2 separate regions of the Homo sapiens genome follow, and region 2 is linked to region 1. The links are chromatin loops, found by intact Hi-C in ENCODE. Cell type or tissue: IMR-90. All regions are shown on one strand.

Region 1 (8,000 bases):
TGATTTGGTATGATACCATTCTACAGGATTATTCAGGCTGTACTCTTCAGGGAAATGGGAGAGAACTAAGATGATCTTGGGCGAGAGGATTTACACACTAGATCTTACAGTGACGCTTATCATCCCACTCACCTCTCATTGGATAGAATGTGATCATTTGCTTACATCTAACTACACAGGAGCCTGGGAAATGCCATCCAGCTGAGTTTCCAGGAAATAGAAAGGATTTAGTGAACTACTAGCTAGTATCTGCAACATTATACAAAATTCCTATCAAAATGTCTGATGCAAAAGTGTGTAATAAATATTAACCATTATGATTATCATTGTAGACATGCAGATATGATCCAGCACTCAGCCCTAGACCATTAAATGGATGAAAATAACAAAACGTGGCAGGTGATGTTATGTGGGAGTATAGCATACTAAACAGATCCATGACCAAGTCCAGCAGAGTCGAGAATGATTGCATTCCAATGAAGTAACAGTTAAAGGCATACTGGAAGAATGTCATACTGAAAGTAGAATTGGTCTCTTAAAAGGAAGGGGAAGAGAGTTTCAGGCAGTGAGGTCAAAGTTCTAGAAATGAGAGAGAAGAGACAGATTTGAAGAAATTGGGTAAGTTAGATGTAGCTCTAGTTGTATATGGAAGTAGAGAATTGAATAAGGAGAAAGTTGAGTCTAGAGTTGAAAGAAAGGAGGCAGGTCATGAAGGGTCTTAGAAAACCCTAAAGTTGCCTTGACTTTATTTTGAAATCAATGGGAAGTTAGTTGAGACTGAAGGAGAGTGGAAGATTTGAGAAGGAATGGATAATGACAACCAGAAATAGGTTGTGAGATGAAAACTGAGTTCCAAATTTGATAGTATTTTAAGAGCAAGAACCGACAAATGATAGAAAATCCTTGTAGGTTATGGGGCATGGTGTGGTCAAAACAATGGCTTTTTCATGATGAGAAGAAATTATCTTAGCCATAGAATGAATGAGAAGGAGTAAAACTAAGCACATTAGCTAAGAAGTTGTTAGAGTAGTCCAAGCGCATTGTTTTGAAAGCCTTCACTGTGATAATAGAAGACGGAATGAAAGGAAAGAAATGGAAGATCATCTCAAATAAAAATAACTGCAAGACCAAATCCTTCATTCAAAATTATTATAACAAAAAGTATAATTAACATCTTAATCTAAAGGAAAGAATCAGCCTTCGATTTTATAATTGATATCTCAAAACCAAATTCACTCCATAATAATTCCTTTAGCATCTACCATGTGCCTGGCACTGTGTAGGTACTTGGAATTGAAAAAATAATCAAATCATATCCTCCAAGAGTCCAAAGTCCAGTGGGAAAAATCACATGAATGCATAATTAGGATGCAGTTTGGCAAATGCTGGAGCAACATTCCATAAGAACACCAGAGAGTAGGGTTTTTTTCTTCAATGTCATATTGAGAAATGTTTTGTAACATAGGGCAGGGACCCCCAACCCCTGGACAGCAGACTGGTACTGGTCTGTGGCGTGTTAGTAACTGGGCCACATAGCAGAGGTAAGCATTACTATCTGAGCTCCTCCTCCTGTCAGATTAGCAGGGGGCAGTAGATTCTCACAGGAGTGCAAACCCTATTGTGACCTTCGCATCCAAGGGATCTAGGTTGTGCGCTCCTTATAAGAATCTAATGCCTGATGATCTGAGGAGGAGCAGTTTCATCCTGAAACCCACCCCCACTCCACACACACAACAGCCCTTGTCCAGGGAAAATTTGTCTTCCATGAAATTGGCCCCTGGTGCCAAAAAGTTTGGTGACCACTGACATAGGGGACCTGTGAACTGTGTTTTGAATTAGGACTTTATAAGGCAGAGGAGAGAAAGGAAAGGATGTTCCAGGAAGAGCAAACAACATGTGCAAATGCTCAGAGATGAAGCGGAAATTAGTATTAAAGGATTTACGGCGTGCTTAGGAAGGACTTCGCACTTCCCGGCAACCATTTGAAATTAGGCACCACAATGTGACTTTCTTTGGCCAATGATTCAAAATGGCCACTTCAAGGCAGAAGATCTTAAAAGCCTATCCTTGATTCACTACACACCCTTCCCTCTTCCTGAGGACAGGGCAGATAGTGGAGGCTCCGTAGCCTGGATCTCTAGGTGAGACATATGTAAGCACAGCCTCCTCAGGTTGCGAGATGGACATGTAGAACCAGTGAAAATAAACTTGTGTTGTTTTAAGCCACTGAGATTTGAGAAATTTCTTCTTGCCTCAGCATTAACCCAGTCATTCTGGATTAACACAGAAAATGGAAACTTGAAGGGGAGTACTATGAGACCACAATCCCAAACTCTATGACAGTGGCTTAGTGTTCAGGCAACAGGTGACACGGAAGCTATCACTGAAGGCAAACAAGGTGATGACCAACACAATACCACAGTGAAACCTTTAGTGAAATTGTCTCAAAAACCGCACAGTAGTCTGGGCAGCAGATTATGTACCTAATGCATTGGTAGCTTTAAGGGAAGAGATTGAAAACTGCTAGTATGTATCGGTTGCTGGTGGTTGCTTCAGAAGGTATATTACAGAAAAAGGGATAAGCCCAGAGAACAAATGAGAAATTTGCAATAAGGTGAAAGGAAATAGAGGGAGTCCATAAATTAGAGAACATTTAGAATTTGAAGTAGCATCTGTGTTTCATTCCTTAACAGCAAAAGATAAAACTGAAAAATCTTAGAGGAACAAAGGCAAGAACATGTAGCCTTTTCACAAAGGTAAATTTAGAGTACGGCCTTCACACCTACTGTTAAAATCACTGAAAGAATTAAGGGGTCTCAGATCAAAGGTCTCACCAAAGATGTGGTGTCCATTAAATCCACTCAATTGAACAAAAAGGAGGCTAAGTATGTAATTCTTCCACTAAAGCTTGATGGGCTCAGCAGAGCTTTAATGAAGCAGGAAGCGAAAGGTATGAGCATGAGAAAGCCAAAGAATGTCAGAATTTTGTCTCTAAAAGGACTGTGGTTGAGACAGAGCTCACTGTCAAGTATATAGGAAGCCAACTTAATTTTTGAGGGAGTTATACTACCAAAAGGATCATCAACTTACATTAAAATTGATTGACTGTTTGAAATTCCAAATGACCCAGGGACCCCCAATTGTCTGCAGGCAGCAAGTGTGGCAAGAAGACTGCTCAGTTTTCAGGTGGGCATATTCTTCGGATACCCACTTTGGATTTGAAGGAGAGTAATGGAGAGGAGGACTCTCCCAGAGGGCAGAACCAGGAGCCACAGAGATCCAAGGACAAGGGGGTTACTTCCAGGAAGTGAAAACAGTGCCTAATTAAAGGTAGTCCTCCTGTAATCCCAGCACTTTGGGAGGCCAAGGTGGGCAGATCACTTGAGCTCGGGAGTTCAGGACCAGCCTGGGCAATGTGGTGAAAACCTGTCTCTACTAAAAATACAAAAGTTAGTTGGGTGTGGTGGTGCATGCCTGTAGTCCCGGCTACTTGGGAGGCTGAGATGGGAGCTTGACCACCGGAAGTCAAGGTTTCAGTGAATAGAGATCGTGTCACTGCACTCCAGCCTGGGTGGCGGAGTGAAACCCTGTCTCAAAAAATAAAAATGTAAAGGTAGTCCTCAAAATACTTGAGAAATAAGAATTTAGAGTTGCTACAGCCAGTCCTATGTCTGCTGTGTGTGCCCCCATTCTTCTGTCTGAATGCGAGTCTTTATTTCAGTAGTCCTTTGGTTGCTCCATTTTGGGGTCCTGAGCATGTGGGGAGCATAACTGGCACTGGACTTACAGACTATTGCACCTCACCCCCTGCTGTGAAGACTTCCCATCCTTCCTGTCACCCAGAGATCCTGCACTTTGAGCTACATGCTGTGACCGAATGGCAATTTTGGGTTGTCTCACCCGAAAAAAAAAGGCTGAGCATATTTTGCACGTGCAAAGGACAGTGTACTATGTATTTCAGAACGGGATGGCTCCTTAATGCTCTTCACTAGCGTTTCCGGGTCCCCTTCATCCAGGCACGTGATACCATGGCATTGCTGCACCCCTTCACATTATTACTTGTTTCGGTCATGAGGATGTGAGCAAAAGATTTGTGTCTCGCTTTTGGGTAAAAACCAAAAAAAAATTTCTACTTTCTGGGTAAAGCCGGTGTATGATTCACCATGTTCCCTCCCTTCATGACCATGATCTGCAATATTTTAGATTGTCCTGCTTGGGCGGGCTGGGCCCCGGAGAGAGAACAGTGTAGAACAGAGCCCCCTGCTGACTCCAGATGGAAGTACAGCATGACTGAAATCCACCTTCCTCGTCGGAAGCCTCTCTACAGTTTGGGGGTTGTTGGTTACTACAATTTAATAACAATCCATCCTGAAGGACATGTACACTAAAATAAACTTCGTAAGGTGTAAGCACCAGGTATTAAAAGTTACAAGCATGGAAAGGGAGAAAATAGTCCAAAGAGAATACTGAATTTGTGGACATTAATTATCAACTAGCCTAGATCAAAGGCCTCCCCTAAGGTGGAGTCTAAAGTTGAATCTTTCAAATAATTAAAATGGACATCTATCAAAATAATACATATTTCAAGAATAATGACTTTTGGAAGTCTCAAATGTGGATAAATCTAAACATATTATGATATTTGAGGTGCTTTAATAGTCCTATTATATAATAGAGTATCTTTAAGGTAAGAAAAATATTTTAGTTGCTTCCCAATAAAAAAGGAAGTAAAACTCAAATGCATTAAATCCATGATTATATAATTAACACCGTTAAATAGGTATATACCAGGAAAATATGCTACTTTTATGTGCCATACTATATGATCTTTTTAACTCTTCAGAGATCTTTAGTAAAGTGCTTGCTGATGTTGATTTAAAACATGATTTGGGCTCTGAGGACAAACCAAAACATTAGTTTGGTGATATTACATATTTCAGATTTGATGTCCTGCCACTCTAGAAATACTCTGAATTTATAAAAGCAGGTTGTTATGTCTAAGATTTGGCACTTATCTGTGAAAAGGGAAGGGAAATTTGTTCAGTTTAAGGAGGAAATACCATAATCAGTGCCCTGGAGAACAGCTATTTAAATTGAGTGCTTTATTATGAAATCATGGGTATTTAGCAGAATTATATCCAGATAGCTTTTTTATGTTCCTTTCAACCAGGCAGAAATTCCTTCTCCATGGGAAAATTGAAAATAGGGTATTGACAAATTGTGGAAATAATAAAGAATTCTGTGTAACATCATGAGTTTTTTTTCTGGGCGGGGGGTGGCGAGTGAGGAGGCAGGGGATCTTTGGTTTATTATCTCAGAAAATGGGTCAAGGCACAGGTGGGATCTATGCTTCCTTTCACTTTCTTTAAATCCTGGGCTTTCTGGGAGCCTTAAGAAATTTGTCTTTATGTTCCAACTTTGCTATTCTTAGGTGAGAAATGTTGCAGAAAAATGCTTATTTTATTTTATTTTTTTTACATTGCTCAAAAACTTCACTTTGGCTCATAATGTCGTATGTGCACTTTTTGTCGTATTGTGACTACACCTTTTAAACTCCCAATTTACCAGGGGATGTGTTGTTCTTGATTCACTCACTGATAAGTGAACATCAGAATGCTAACAAAGTGGGGGGCCCGCAGGGGAGCCGCTGTGACCGTAACCCCGATGAAACACAAAGCAGGAGGAAATTGAAAATCGTGTGTGAGTGTGTGTGTGTGTGTGCGTGTGCACATGGCTGTGTGCCTGTGTGTGTACGTGTCTGAGAGACAGGCAATATTCCCGCATTAAGTCAAGAGAGGCAGAGTGGTGATTTCTATTGAGGAAACCAGAAGGAGCTCTGGAAAAATGTCATATCAAGCCTAATGCTCTGCAAATGTAGAGAACTGGCATCTTTTTTCTAAGGGCAGTACATTATGACATTTAGAGCTAAAATTGTAAAATTATGAAAAACATTTTTACATGCTTGGCACACCGTAAGTGTTCAATAACTATTTTCAATTTATAATAATGATGACTGTAGCACATATTTCATTTATGTGAATACACAGTGATAATGGAGACTCTGGGATTCTGCTACGCAACCCTAGCCCCATCCTCCCCTCACACATATACACATCCCAGGGAAATTATTATGGATGAAGTAATCTGGACTGGATGCTTGGCCAGTCAGTGAGTTCTGTATTGTCAATCCTTGACGTTTTCTACATTCAAGTAGAATGGAGATAGTCATTCACTAGGTGGAAAGAAGGATACAAGGGGATTTGATGCGGGAGAAGAGCACTCCACCTTAAGCTGTCACAGAGGGCTGACAAGGAAGAGAATAGTGCAACATGAGGTGGGACCACCACTGAGGTCGATGGCTGGGAGCTAGAGACATTCAGCTTTAAGCTGGCTAGGGACATGTATCAGACAATGATCAGCATGTCACAAAAGCTGCCACGGACTGGTCAGGCCCTACCAGGAACCCTAGAATTGTCTAGGACACTGGGGATGGGAGCAACTGCGAAGTCAGTCTGAATTCAGAGAGATAAAATACTGAGTTTATGTAAGAAAGATCTTTTCCTTCCAGGGGACAAGTGGAGCCAAGATGATGCCAGAAAGAAAGGTTGATGGTGGTCAGACCAAATGACAAAGATCTAGGGAGACCTGAGGGTCCTTTCCGATCTGGAAAAGGAGTTAACTCAAATCTAACACCTGGTACCTCACAGACACCTGAATGTATTTAGCCACAAGTGTCTTTGTTTTGCTTCTGTTTCCCCCAATTTAGTTTCTATGACTTAGTGACTCAGGCTTTTAAACCTTCAGAATGATGATGGATGTGATAGTTGGGTCAGAAGAAACTAAAGCTTTTTCACACCTCTCCCTAGTTCCATCCCATCTCTCTGCCTCCTTTGGACTTTCTGCCATGCCATTATTTGGCCAGTGTGGGGAAGGCGATACCTCAGATTCAAATTTCCTTTCCAATTGAGAGTTCACTGAATACCTGGTGTGTTTTAGGTGGCTGGGGCGCTTGATGCTAATATGCTCACACAGTAACTTCTAGGCAAGATGCTAGTGCTTTAATAGCAATTTCAGGGGACAGTGCCTTCCCCACCTCAATACATTCAATTATGGATGTTAGATATTTGGGCACAGTTATTTATTTTAACGTTCCATAAATATCAACATGCAGCCGTCTACCTACTCCACCCGCCATAGCCGTAGAGACATGCTTCATGGCTTTGTTCTGAAGTTCCCTAATTGATCTTCCGAACTTGTTCTGGACATTAATCTTTTTGGGGATTGATGATCAGGGCTTTATGTGAGTCTCTTGAATATTGTCATTCAGAGAAACCCTGTGCGTTTAGACTCTAGTCTTGGGCTCAGATTGTTTTCCACAGATGCCATTCTGGTGTTAAAGTAACCCATGGAAACATATGCAAAGTAAGTGAAGCCAACCAAAACGTTATTTTTTTAACTGACAGGTGAAAAAACAGGAAATAATCTTAAAAGTCTAAATTAGTATTTTAATACCATGTACTGTTTCGTTTTGTCAGGATAAAGTCCAACTAGTTTGGCAAAGCCCATTTAAGGCTCTTAACAATATTGCCCACATATTCCCCAGGGCATTTTTCCCAACTGGTTTCTTCAATCCAGGTCCACCCGACTCCTCACCATTCCTCAAAGGTAAATGTCCCTTTACAAGCCATTCTGGGCCCTGGCCATGCCATCTCTGTCCCTAGAATAAACTTTCTTCTTTTTTTTTTTTTTTCCTTAAGAAATTCCTACTTCTTCTCTAGATTTAAAACCAATGCCTCCTCTTTACAGGCTTTGCTTGGTCTACTTGAGTTGTTCTTTCTCCCAAACTTCTACTGTCTTCATCCCTAACTTGATTACATTATTTATGAAAATATATTGTGGGTATCTATTTACATGAACGTCTATCCTGTGTGCTCCCAGTGAGAAGGGACTCTTGTTTTATTCATTTTTGTAGCTTTAGCACCTAACAGTGTTGTTTGCCC
Region 2 (8,000 bases), 420 kb before region 1:
GCTTATTTAGACTTTTGTTTGGGGGAGAGATATTTCTGAAATGCCACACACAGCCCTGCCACAAAGAGAATATAACAGATACAAGTTAATTTTTATCCAATGACACAGAATTGTAATTATTGTCATTAATCACCATACCATGATTGATGAAACCATGATGTACTTGGGAGTTCTTGCTGTATAACGTTGCTTCCCCCTATACTACCTGACTCCAAACTGGTTTCTTCAGAGTATTTGTGTCTGCTTTTTAATAATTGTTTTTTCACATACTTTACTGTCAAATAAATAAATAAATAGATGTAATGTATAATAAACATATATTATGTGTGTATAATATTATACATTTGCATATAAATATATGTATAGCTGCTACCCATGCTGTCACCTCTAGCTACCTATAACATTCCTCTTCTAATTAAATCCAGTAAATCACGCTTATGAAAATTCATATGGTAGTATCTGAGGGCTCCTCTATGAAATAGCTTATGTTCTCTATTTGAGTCTCTCAAAGATCATCCATTTCTGCAGATTTATCATTATATACATTTATTGAACACTTAAAGCATAGCAAGCATTTTCACATGTAATTTTCCCTTTAATTTGTGCAATAGGAGTGCAAATCAGATATTATCAACTATATTTTCATGTTGAGTGGGGTTTCCGGATTTAGCAAATAAAAATGCAGGATTTCTAGTTAATACTATGTTTCCCATAGATAAACACATTTTTATGTCTTAAAGTACATACTTGTGTGAGACATAATTATCCTAAAAATTACTTGCTGTTTATCTGAAATTCATATTTAACTCTGTGCTCTGCATTTTATCTGGCGATCTTACATGTGAGAAGATTAAGTTCAGAGAGTTTAGAAATCTACAAAAATTTATAAGTCTAGGAAGTATTAGAGCTAAAATTTGGATATTGGTCTTTTGACTTCAAGTTTAGGGCTCACCACGACTGTTCTCCATATTGCTGAAAATACTGAAAGCATGTCTTCCAGGTTAAGTAGTGGTGTAGTTTGGATCTGCGTCTCCACCCAAATCTCATGTCAAATTGTAATCCCGAATGTTGGGGTAGGAGCCTGGTGAGAGGTGATTAGATCATGGGGGCGAATTTGCTGTTCTTGTGATAGTGAGTGAGTTCTTATGAGATGTGGTTGCTCATGAGATCTGGTTGCTTAAAACCATGTAGCACCTTCCCCTTTGCTCTCTTCCTCCTGCTCTAACCATAGTAAGATGTACCTGCTTCTCCTTCCCTTCTGCCATGATGGTAAGTTTCTTGAGTCCTCCCCAGCCATGTTTTCTGTATATCCTGTGAAACTGTGAGTCAATTAAGCCTCTTTTCTGTATAAATTAACCAGTCTTAGGTAGTTCTTTAGAACAATGCAATAACGAACTAATACAGTGAGCTATAGGACTCCTATATCAAGTTACTTACATATTAGTTTCCTGGGTTTGCTATAACAAATTGCCATAAACTGAGTGACTTAAAATGACAGAAATGTATTGCCTCATAGTTCTGGAGGCCAGAAGTCCACAGTCAACGTGTTGGCAAGGCTGTGCTCTCTCTGAAGTCTCTGGAGAGAGATCCTTCCTCACCTCTTCCTATCTTTTAGTGGTTACTGAGAGTCCTGACTGTCCTTGGCTTCTGGCAGCGTAGCCTCTGCTTCACATGGCCTTCTTGTGTGTGTCTGTGTAAGCTTCCCTCATTATAGAAGGACATCACCTGTTGGACTAGGGCCTCCATAATGCAGTATAATATCACCTTAACTTGATTATATCTACAAAGGCAATAATTTTGATAAGGTCACATTCACAGGGATTGGGGGTTAGAAATTGAAAATCTTTCCATTCAACCCACAACTACTAGCAATCCATTAATACACATGTAATATAAGAAGATTCTTACCAACCTAGAAAACCTGGGACACTAAACGCAGAACCTGTAAGTGTGAATGGGGATGGGGACACTAGGAGCAGGTAGTGCTTCTGATGGGGCAGAGCCAAAATAAAGATAATTTACACACACCTTTATATACTTAGCATAGCTAGACACTCAAATCTGTATGTTTAGTAGTTGTTATGATTTGGCTGTGTCCCCACCCAACTCCAACCTTGAATTCTAGTTCCCATAATCCCCACCTGTCATAGGAGGGACCTGGTGGGAGGTAATTGAATCATGGGGGTGGTTTCCCCTATGCTGCTGTTCCCATGATCATGAGTGGGTTATCACAAGATCTGATGGTTTTATAAGGAGCTTTTCACCCTTTGCTTGGCAATTCTTCCTGCCGTCATATGAAGAAGGACATGTTTGCTTCCCCTTCTTCAGTGACTAAGTTTCCTGAGGCTTCCCCAGTCCTGTAGAACTGTGAATCAATTAAACCTTTCCTTTATAAATTATCCAGTCTCATGCAGTTCTTTATAGCATCATGAGAACACACTAATACAGTAGTGCCAGGAGGTATGTACTGTGATTTTCACCTCATTTTATAGATGAGGAAATGGACACAAAGATGCTAAATAATTCATTTAAGGTGATGCAGCTAATATGGGATGAAATTCAGATTTAAGCCCGGGCATTCTGACCTTGGAATCCACATTCTTCACATTTTTCTAGGTTGATTTAGGGGTAGAGGAGGCAGAAGGGACGGCAACTTGAGGAAGGAAAGTAATAAGAAACACAGACCACTGTAGTTTTTCTGTTCGTTTTTGTTTTGTGCTGGTTTTGCCTGCCGTCATTGCTGCTTTGGTTTACGTGGAGCAGAGCGTCTCAAACTTAATTGAGCATCCGAATCACCTGGAGGACTTATTGAAACACATGTGGTGGGCCGCTCTCCAGTGTTTCTGATTTCACAGGGCTAGGGTGAGGCCCCAGAATTTGCATTTCTCACAAGTTCCCATGTGATTTTGCTGCTGCCAATCAGGGACCTCAGTTGGAGAACAACTGGTGTAGAGAAAATTGAGATGAGGTTCAAGTAGGAAATGGTTTCCAAGTTCAAAGGGAAGCCAATAGGGAACTGGAAAAGTATAACCATTTTATGCGCCAACTTCAACTCCCTTTAAAAATAATATGAAAATATTGTGTGTATATGTGTTACATACACACACGCACACATACACACAGCATACTTGTAGGATATATCAGTGACTCCTAGATCTATAACAACTGGAAAGCAGCATAGGATTTAGACCTTTGAAACAGAGGCTTGGATTCTAGCCCAGGCTTGTTCCTAATTAGTCAGGTACTTCTTGTCTCTAAGCCTCATTCCCTCCCACTCCCATCCTCAGTATACAATAAGGCAGTTGAGATAGGGAAATGAATAAACACATGGTGGTAGCGAACCATTAACAGTCATTTTTGAGAAAAACAATGATATGGAAAAATCATCTCTACTATATTTTCTCCTATTAACTTTTTTAACGCAAGCATAAGAGTTCATTACAAGAATTCTAACATAATCAGACAATCTAAAGTCATATATTACTCACAAAACACCCGGCCAGAGATAAATATTATTAATATTTTGGATATCATCTTCCAAAGTGAGATAGATGCATACATGTAAAGTATTATGCATACTAATTTATGATCTTTTTATTAGTAGTGTTCCATGCCCATGTTTGTGTATATATATTTATGTATATATGTATGTCACCATTTTTTATATTCTCCTAGTATTACATTGCACAGTTATCCCACAATCTATTTAACCAATCTCTTATTGCTGGGAATTTAAATTGTCCCTAATTTGGAGCTAATATGATAATGGTGGTGATGAACAACCTAGTACATACACTTTGATGTACTTTTCCATTCTAGGGGGAAATTGGTGGGTCAAAGAGTAATCCTGCCTTTAAGATTCATAAAACATTAAATCAGAAATGGTTCTGAGATGTGTCAAGTGATGGTGCTTTTATTGTACATAGAAAAGTCATCCATGTGTGTTTATTCTTTGCATGTATAATGCAGAGAACTAAACTGTAAGGATATATCCTGTCATGTTAATCATTATTATCTCTTGCTCCTTAGATAGGAAGGATTTTTCTTTTTTTTTTTAATTTATTTATGTATTTTTTGAGATGGAGTCTGTCTCTGTCATCCAGGCTGGAGTGCAGGGGTGTGATCTCGGCTCACTGCAACCTCCGCCTCCCGGATTCAAGCAATTCTCCTGCCTCAGCCTCCTGAGTGGCCGGGATCATAGGCGCCCGCCACCACGCCCAGGTAATTTTTGTATTTTTAGTAGAGACGGGGTTTCACCATATTGGCCAGCTGTTCTCGAACTCCTGACCCCAAGTGATCCTTCTCGGCCTCCCAACATGCTGGGATTACAGGCATGAGCCACCGCGCCCGGCCTAAGGAGGTTTTTAAAATTTACCTTATTGTAGTTTTCTGTATTTCCTAATTAGTCTACATTCAAGAATTAGTTGCAATTAGTATACAACTACCTGAAAGTTGGAACCAGAAAAATGAGAAGCGGCTATCTGTGTGGGCAAAAAAGACGGCAAGAGAAGGATTCTTTTCTTTCTTTTTTTTTTTTTTTTTTTCTAGACAGCAGAGGAAGCACTTGGCTTAAAATAAAAAAGCTTCAGCAAAGTTCAAATGAAATACATGCACCAATTCCTTCAGGTCCTTGAGCCCCATGGTATTCTCACAGACAAGAGGAAAGATAGTCTGAAAAATCAAGTCGGAAGGACAATGCCAAGGCCAGCAGGCTCAATCTGCACAGAACGCTGTTTGAGGGGGTTTGGGAAAGGCCACATTGAACTGAATTTCTTTTTTTGTGAACCAAGGATCACTGAGCTGATCCAACAGCCACATCCTCTAGCCGGAAGGCTGCAAGGGGCGAGCTTCAAGGAGCTAAGGCTTCAGGGAGCCCTTTCTGACTGGGAGCCCATTCAAACAGGGAGAGCCCGCCAGCAGGGGAAGTTTGGGCTCAGCAGATGAGTGTGAAGGAACATCGGCCCGGCCAGTGTTGACGTGGCAGGGTGTCAACATTCAGAGCGGCAGCTGCTGCCAGAGCCCTGAGTGCCCAGACTGATAGGAGGGGGCTGGAGCCTTCCAAACAGGCTCAGTCCAGGCACGCAGGAAATGTCAGAGGCAGCAGTCTGGTGGAGGGGCGGCGGCTGTTCCGCGTGGGAAGGTCTCTTTTGATTGATTGCCTGGTACAGAAGCCTGGCGATGGCAGTCAATCAGCACAGGATCTGTGTGGGGTGAGGAGAGAGAGAGGGGAGTGGGAGGAGAGGAGGAAAGTGGAAAATGCGCCAAAAAGAACTTGTGGTGCCTTCCAGAGCCATCAGCTGGAAGAAAGCTCAGTGCTACCCTCCTGGAGAAAATGCTGGCTGAAGACCCCTGCTGAAAACAGGCAGCCACCGCAGCCAGACAGCTCTTATGCCCATGCTGAGCTTCATGGAGTGTGGGACCCATCTCCAAGGGAGCGACTGCCTGGGGTCCTATTTTCCACCCTGCAGAGCAGGAAGGAGAGTCCTGTTTCCCAGCGGATGGGTGTGAGGAAGACACATGTGGACACCTTGTGACTGTGTCTACAGCATCAAGAAGAAGCTGGTGTGACGTGGGCCTCCTGGAGTGAAACTGGGAAGTCAGGCAGCCCTTGTGTTCAGCCCATGGTTTCCTCCCCACAATAGGAGCATTTGTAAGACCAACAAATTGACACAAATCCTGTGTAGATAAAAAAGTAGAGCACAACGCCAAGGAGGCAGGGCTCCAGGCAGCACTCCTCTCTAATTTTTTTCAGTTAAAAGGAAAGGAATCTAGTTTATTAAGTAGACCTCTTGACATATAGACAGAAAATTTAAAATGAATAGATAAATAAATAAATAAGGTGGAAGTCACAGAGATCTAAGATTATATATGCAATTAAATCCTCAGCTAGGAGTTCAGGATTGTAAGAATGGAGTTGAATCTAGAAACAAGAATATGGTCAGGCGTTCCAGACCAGCCTGGCCAACATGGTGAACCCCACCCCCCCCCCACCATCTCTATTAAAAATACAAAAATTAGCCGGGCATGGTGGTGGGTGCCTGTAATCCCAGCTGCTTGGGAGGCTGAGACAGGAGAATGACTTGAACCTGGGAGGTGGAAGTTGCAGTGAGCTGAGATCACACCACTGTACTCTAGCCTGACTGCCAGTGAAACTCTGCCTCAAAAGGAAAGTGAAAGAAAGAAAGGAAAGAAAGGGAAGGGAAGGGGAGGGGAGGGAGACAAAGTGCCCTGTTGCCAATAGTTTTTATTTCAGAGGTCCTCCTGAACAACCTCTCTGGGTTCCTCCTGCCTGAGGTCTCTCACTCCCTATGCAGCTCACCTCTGCCTAACTCATCCCTCCTCAAGGAGGGTTCCTTGATGCCCTATGTCAGGTGGTAACCACTGCCCCGATACTTAAACTTCTGTTCTCTGCTAGAGCCCCCATCGCAGCACTTGCCACGGTATCAGTTATAATTAAAGCATTTATGTGCCCTCTTACTTTTCATCTGTGTCCTCTGCAAGAACATGATCTCCTTGAAGGTGGAACCAAGCCTGTCTTAGTCACCTTGTATCCCAGTACAGGATTGGCATATGGTAAATACTTGTTGAATGAATGGATGATTGAATAGGAACATGTAGTTGGAACAGGAAAGCATCGCACGTTTCAAGAAAACACAGTCTGAGTGTTGGAGACAGGCTGGGGGTAGGTCAGGCTGAGCCATTTTGGGAGGACACTGATCTATAAACTCCAAAAATACTCCAAGATTTGAGAAAAAGAAAATTCACTAGGAGGTTCCAAACCAGCCAACAGTACTGACTGTCAGGAGGAAAAAAAAAAATCCCAAGGATTTTGAAATTCTCAGGAGTGTATCCATGCTCACTTAACCCCCTGGAGATTCACCAGAAGAAGCACTTGTCAAGGAGAGGAAAATAGCAGGAAACTAAGTATTTTGAGGAGCTTGCTTTGTGCCAGTCACTGTTAAGCAGTTTATATATGGGATCATTCCATTCTCATGGGCAGATTTGTGAATTAGGTATTAGTGGCACTCTTTTAGACTAGAGCTTACAGATGTCATCAGATATGCTTAAGGGGAAACATTGCTGAAGGGTAGAGTCAAGATACTAACCTAGATTTATTCCTGACTTCAGAGCCTGTAGCTTTTTCTAGACAACCACCCGTGTTATTCAAGATCTTCCAGTGTAGTTGCTGGTTTTCTAGGGCTTCTGGTATTCCAAGGCAGCCCAAATTATTCTTAAAGCTCTAAAGCTGCTCCATAGTAGAGTGTGTGTATGTATGTGTGTGTCCTTGTGTTGTAATCAATGCTGGCAGGGTAAAAAAAAGATGGAATTTTAATGCCTACTGGCATAAATAATAAAATTCATAGTATATTTACTCAGTGTTGAGTAGATTATGGATCATGTATCAAACTATGGGATCATAGTTACAGCAGCAAAATTGAGAGCTGGAACTTTTCCTATTTGATTATACTTGCAATGTAGATACCTGAATTTTTTTCTCAATGTGATTTGCATTTGCCTTTGTGTCACTATTCTGGATTATCTATCTATGAGTAGATTATTCTCAGACTCCTGGCCTCAAGTGATCCTCCCACCTCAGCTTCCGGAGATGCTGGTATTACAGGTGTGAGCCACTGCACCCAGCTTATAGGTAGATTATTCTAATTTGGGTTTGTCCAAGAGCGAATGTCCTTCTAAGTTATGAATGATGCCTACTCTACACTTGGGACTCTGTTGACATCTCAGCTCCTTCTATTTAGTTTTATTGTCAAGATATCCTTTGAGACTGAAACACTGAACTTCACCTAATCCATCAAAGGTCTGGGGAATGGTGACACGTGGCATCAGTCTGAAAGAGATCTGCTGATTAACACTGCTGAAGTCGTTTCCATGGAGCACTTGAGTAGTAGGGCAGGATGGGGAAGCTGGACAGCTTCTTGGCCTTTTCCCCACGTTTTCTTTTTCTCTTCAGGTGTGGCCTTGTTGCTTTATTTGAAATCATT

What was found. Peaks named below come from ENCODE experiments on the same cell type or tissue, not always from the same donor. Only the 100,000 strongest peaks of a DNase experiment are listed, where the experiment ranks them.
Region 2: a loop joins it to region 1, with 6 times the contacts of the local background. A loop is called at or near these places in 30 of 110 quality-filtered maps.

The regions. Positions count from the first base shown.
Region 1 is chr2:220,683,683-220,691,682 of GRCh38, reverse strand. No RefSeq gene overlaps it. Among named protein-coding and RNA genes, the nearest start is that of MIR4268, 780 kb to the right of the region's middle. RefSeq lists an enhancer at 4,120-4,414. In IMR-90, a CTCF peak has its summit at 4,264; a DNase peak (open chromatin) is centred at 4,232.
Region 2 is chr2:221,101,658-221,109,657 of GRCh38, reverse strand. No RefSeq gene overlaps it. Among named protein-coding and RNA genes, the nearest start is that of EPHA4, 470 kb to the left of the region's middle. RefSeq lists an enhancer at 4,795-5,089. In IMR-90, a CTCF peak has its summit at 4,916; a DNase peak (open chromatin) is centred at 4,967; H3K27ac peaks cover 191 bases.